Regions from separate parts of the Homo sapiens genome. Here region 2 is linked to region 1. Evidence: read pairs that join two places in POLR2A ChIA-PET (ENCODE). Cell type or tissue: MCF 10A. All regions are shown on one strand. Links, peaks and the distances in the headings refer to the core of each region. The heading gives the core; the rest is flanking DNA. Region 1 has its middle 85 kb from the start of LINC02815. Region 2 has its middle 18 kb from the start of TMEM78.

Region 1 (2,809 bases), core at 267-2,766:
AGAGTCCCATGGGAGGGGGACCTCACATTGTAGCTCTTTCTGTCTCTGCCAGTTACAGGAAGAAGCTCTGAGGTTTTGCTTCTCTGAGGGTGACCCACATGCCACTGGCATCAGAAAATAGAGGAAGATCTTCAAAATGTGCATTCCCAGGCCCAGCTCCAGCACTGCTGAATTGAAATTTCTTGTGGGTGGTGAGAAGATCCCAGTCATATAAACTTTAAAAAAAAAACATGATTTTTTAAGAGCAATTTTTTAATCAAGGTTCACTAGAGAAATAGTCAATAGGAGATACAGAGAGAGAGAAGATGATAGATAGATAGATAGATAGATAGATAGATAGATAGATAGATACATACATACATACATACATACATACATACATACATAGATGATAGATAGACAGACAATAGATAGCTAGATGATAGATGGGATGATAGATAGATGATATATAGATAGATGATAGATAGAGAAATAGATACATAGATGATAGATAGATAGATGATAGATAGGATGATAGATGGAATGATAGATAGATGATATATACATAGATGATAGATACATAGATAGATGATAGATACCTAGATAGATGATAGATACATAGATGATAGATACATAGATACATAGACAGATGATGGAATGATAGATGATAGATAGATAGATAGATAGATAGATAGATAGATGATAGATGATAGATGATAGATAGATTAGATAGATAGATAGTTGATAGATGATAGATTGGTAGATGATAATTAGATTGATAGATAGATAGATGATAGATAGATAGATGCTATAACATCTGTGTGAAGGCTTTTGTGTGGTCAGAAGTTTTTAACTCATTTGGGTAAATACCAAGGAACACAATTGCTGCATCATATGGGAGGAATATGTTTAGTTTTGTAAGAAATCACCAAACTGTCTTCCAAAGTGGTTGTACCATTTTGCATTCCCACCAGCAGTGAATGAATTCTTGTTTCTCCACATCCTCACCAGCACTGGGTGTTGTCAGTGTTCTGAATTGTTGCCATTCTGTTAGGTGTGTAGAATCTGAACTTTTAACAAGTTCTCCAGGCATGTCTTACACTTTCTAAGACTGACAGCCACTCTGCAGAGGTGTATCCACTATTTGAGAAATTGGGAGCAACTTTGCTGAAGAAACTGGAACTTCAGAAAAGCAGCCCCAGGATCTCTGGAACTTCGGCTAAGGTTCTAAGTCTCCCAAAGGACCTCAGGGTCTGCATTTCATTTTGCTCTGCACGAGGTTAATAACCACCAAGTAATGCCTCAGCCTGGGGGATCAGAAACTCCTGGAACCTACCAGAAAGCTTGTGAAGAGTCCTCAGGTGATGGGGAGGGGTTGCTTTATTTGATTGGTTTTGTTTTTGAAAAGGCTAGGTTCAAACCTCCAAATGTATATTCCAGCCACCATCAGCCCATACACAGAATGCTTTCAGCTTTGGTCCCTGTTAGTTATTGCAGGAACATAAAGCAGCCACCATGCACAGCAGCTTCAATCTCAGGCACTCTGTGAGCTTGCCAGAGTCATGGTCCCCGGCCCACCCCCAAGGGCTGGGTGACGCACGAATCTTGAGTCAACAGTTTCCAGCACTGAAGAGGCACTGGCCTTGAGCCAGCTATCTCCAGCACATGCCCAGTTGCCCCAGGGCTCATGCTTTATCCTTGGAGGGCTTGGCAGCCTCACGGCCTGCTCTTGTTCAGCTTACTGAGTGTGGTGAGTGCCCAGCTTCCCTTTCAAGGGCTGAGCAGAGGCTGGTCCGCCTACAAAGTTAAAGCAACTTTAACTGAACTGTCTTGCAAAGCAGTCCCAGGATCTGTTCATACTCTCTGGACATTAATTGCTCTCTGTGGTGGGTGCCCCTTCTTTTTTTATTATTATTTTATAATTTTATTTTATTTTAATTTTTTTTAGAGATGAGGTCTCACTCTGACACCCAAGCAAAGGGCAGTGGTGTGATCATAGCTCACTGCAGCCTCCAAACTCCTGAGCGATCAAGTGATCCTCACACCTCAGCCTCCCAAGTAGCTGGGACTACAGACCTGCGTCACCATGCCCAGATAATATTTTAAAATGTTTTTTTTTTTTTTTTGTAGAGACAGGGTTTTGCTTTGTTGTCCAGGCTGGTCTCAAACTCCTGGCTTCAAGCAATCCTCCCACTTCAGCTCTGGTTGATGGGAAGTAGTGGGATTTGATCTCAGTTTTCTGTTCTCAGTTTGTTCAGTGTGTCTAGGAAATGGGGCTGATGCATCTAGGATAGATCAAAAAGAATGCACTCATTTCAATACAAATAAATTGCTGCAGCCTCATTCTGCTAGGGAGGTGGAGTCCTGATGCTTTCCCCCAGCTACTCTGGAGAACAAGACCAAACCAATCCCTCCCTCTCTGTGTGGATCAGTTTTCATATTATTGAGGACACAGTGCACCTCTAGGGGATTGTGGGGTCACTTCGGTACCAAGCCTAGCTCAGCAGATTTAATTTAAGACAAGCCTTAATAGGCACATCATAGAGGAGAATCTGCCAGACAGACTGAAATCTGGGAAAAAGATCTGTAGGTGAGGCCACTAAGACCCCACTGCAGCCTGGGGAAAGGAGAAACTCATTTTCCCCCACCAGGCCCTAAGACAGTCTTTTAGGGTAGAATAGACTCGCCAGACATGGGATGCGGGGAGCAGAGTTGGAGCCTGGTCCCTGCTGAGAGCGGTGTGCTTTAATCCCTTCATTCCTTTGGACTTCTATTTTCTCCAAAGAATAGTCAGTGCAGCCAAAATCTAACCCAGGAAGTGTAAACTCCT
Region 2 (2,809 bases), core at 176-2,675, 160 kb after region 1:
GGCGGCAGAGAAAAAGTTTCAACCTCAACACTGAAAAACAGCCTGGGGATCTTGGCAGGGTTTTAGCCCTCACATCTGCCTTCGAATGAGGGACTTCCAGCTGACCTCTGACAGTGTCCTCCAGTATTATGCAAGGGCAGAGTTAAGCTTTTGGCAGCAGGCAGGAGCACAGAAGTGCCAGGGACATTCTGTTAACAAAGCACAAAGGGTAGAAGGAAGGAACAAGCCATTCTTGTCCACTGTGCAGACTGAGCTCCATTGTGTTGATCCAACATGACAGAATTTGTTTCATTAAAGACTCCCTCCTCACCACCACTGTCAAAGCCAAATCCCTCCAAAAGCCAGAACCCAAGCCCCAATGTGCTGCAAGGATTCTGCAGCTCTGCAGTCAGTGGGTGAAGCCCAAAGCTCCAGCGAAAACCCAACTGCCCAGATCTGCAAGCTGTGGGGAGGGCAGGCCATTTGGCCGTAACCCACCCACTCAAGGGATCGCTCCTTTCCACTTGTCTGGGCAGAGTGGGAAGGAGAGCCTCCAGAAACCGGCGGGGAGGAAGTTTGCTGGGGCTCCACTGTGTCACTGATTTATGGAAGCCTTTCAGGGCCAGAATGACACCATCCGCCTACCTCCTGCTAATTCATATTCTCAGAGCTTTAAATCATGGTGACAGCCCCACCAGGCGCTCTGATCAGTTGAGGGCTTCCAGGGCCCTGCGGGCCAGAGCACCCCACAGCCGCACTGCAGGTTACACCCCCACCTGCCCCAAATACATCCCAACTCCTGCTGCTCTCGGGCCCTCTGCTCAATCCGATAATCCACGGAGAAATGACCTTCCTTTCACTGATGTAGAAGCTCTCTCAACTGAAAAAATTGCAGAAGTTAGAAAAAAATAATTGACATTATGACTCACCCCTACCTCCTACTATTGCTAAGCTTCGAAGTAAACACCTGCTACTGTAAACTGAATAAATGCTAAATCACTAAGATCTTTTGTTAAACAAATTCTGCCACACCACTGCTGTCTTGCTGGGCTGGAGGAATTTTCTGATCGCCCAAAGCATCTTGAGTGCTGTTATTTCCAACCTACCTTTAAATGTGAGACCAAACCTTTGAAGTATACTGCCTCTTGCAAAAAAATAAAAATAAAAACCACACACACTAAAAAGCCTGATTATTTCTGAGGAACACCACAGTAGTTCACTCTCTGTGTGGTAGCTATAGTCAAAAGCACAAAAAACAGAGCAGGTAGAAGCAGAAATTAGGCGGGAAATAAAGACCAAGCTGGCGAGAAATTGGAGAAAGGCTTTCCAAAGCAATGTGACAAGGAAAAGGGAAACTTGAGAAAGATATTTTTCTCTGAGATCAGAGCTGTGCTCCACAGCCAAAGTTAAGGTGAGCCCTGCAATTGTCAGCCAGTAAGCATCTATTATGCTCCCAGTACACACCTGGCCTTGTATTTGGAATTAGAGGTCACCTCCGAGTTTACCTAAGCTCTTCTAGAAAAACAGATCCACCATTATACATTTAAATTATCCAGTCTGCTATGTGGCTTTTCCTGTCCTGCTTCTTGTGACGTAAGGGATTCTGTCTTTGAAACAAGGGGGCCAGAGATGTACTGTGATCCATAAATTCAACTCGGGATCAAACAAGATACTCAGGACCCTGGGATCTTGGCCAGGACGTGCCCTAACTTGCTTCATGTACAATGGGCTGTCATGTCACTGTTCTCTCAAAAACTCCAGACGGGAAGTAAGGGTTGTGACTAATTTCAAAGGGCACAGCGGGGAGCCACACTGCCTGGAAAGCAGGCTGCAGGCATTGCCTCCCGGGGAGTTTGATTCTGAGTTTTATTCTAACATGATCAAAGCAGTAGTTGGGGTGGGGAGCATTCTGAAAAGGAGGCATCAGATTAGGACTATCTGAATTTAAATTCTATTTCTACTTGGGAAAATATGCATTTAAATCATTGACAGCTTCAAAATTCTAATGATTCTGTGAACTATTGGAATTAGTAAGAGACTCATCAAACCAAGAGTAATTAAATGACCAGCTGTGGGCAGTGTGGGACTTCAGACAAAGCAGAGAGAGGTCTGTGTGAGGAGGCACAAGCTTGGCCCTCTGTGGGGCGGGGTGGGTGGTGATTTTGGTCAGGAAAATACACCAGCAGCAAAGGCACCACTGCCAGTCCACACGTGGGCTCTTAGTCTTGAGCCCCTCCACATTGATTTCTTTCCCTTACTGTACCTATGTTAAGGCACGGAAGTTTTCACCATGGGCATGTTTAGGTGAAGCCCGCTGTCCACAATGACCTGGGCAGGTGGGAGGCTCTCCAGGGACCCTTCTCTATTTGCCTAGGCATTTGGCTCTCTCCTGCCTCTATCACAGGTAGACCGGCCTCTTAGACTAAGCCACTGGACAGCTTGGGGAAAATGGGGCCTCTCTGATGGCTTTTTTCTTTAGGATAAGTTTCAAGTGCTCTAACAGAGACTCACAAGAATCGTGGCTTAAACAAGATAGATGTCTATTGCTCTGTCTCCCAGTCGTCCAGGCAAATAGTAAGTCAAGGCTGGAATGGCAGCTGCACAGGATCTAAGACCCTGGTTCCTCTTTTCCAGTTGCTCTGCCATCTCTACGGTGCTGCCCTTGTTGGCATTCTCCAAACTGGCTTCCCCGTCCCCACAATGTTCTAGGCAACAGGATGGAGGATGGGATAGAAAAAGATCACACCCCTTCCTGTTAAGGATATGATCTAGAAGTTACATCCAATGATTTCACTCACAGTCTTTTGGCCAGAACTGAGTGTGTTACCAC

Evidence for each region. ChIA-PET counts read pairs that join two places held together with the same protein. Peaks named below come from ENCODE experiments on the same cell type or tissue, not always from the same donor. Only the 100,000 strongest peaks of a DNase experiment are listed, where the experiment ranks them.
Region 2: POLR2A ChIA-PET joins it to region 1 with 11 read pairs; 4 of 35 experiments call an interaction of 5 or more read pairs at or near these places.

The regions. Positions count from the first base shown.
Region 1 is chr1:229,068,753-229,071,561 of GRCh38, forward strand. No RefSeq gene overlaps it. Among named protein-coding and RNA genes, the nearest start is that of LINC02815, 85 kb to the right of the region's middle. In MCF 10A, for the core only: no CTCF peak of the experiment used is centred there; a DNase peak (open chromatin) is centred at 1,639.
Region 2 is chr1:229,229,840-229,232,648 of GRCh38, forward strand. No RefSeq gene overlaps it. Among named protein-coding and RNA genes, the nearest start is that of TMEM78, 18 kb to the right of the region's middle. In MCF 10A, for the core only: a CTCF peak has its summit at 2,132; DNase peaks (open chromatin) are centred at 932 and 1,712.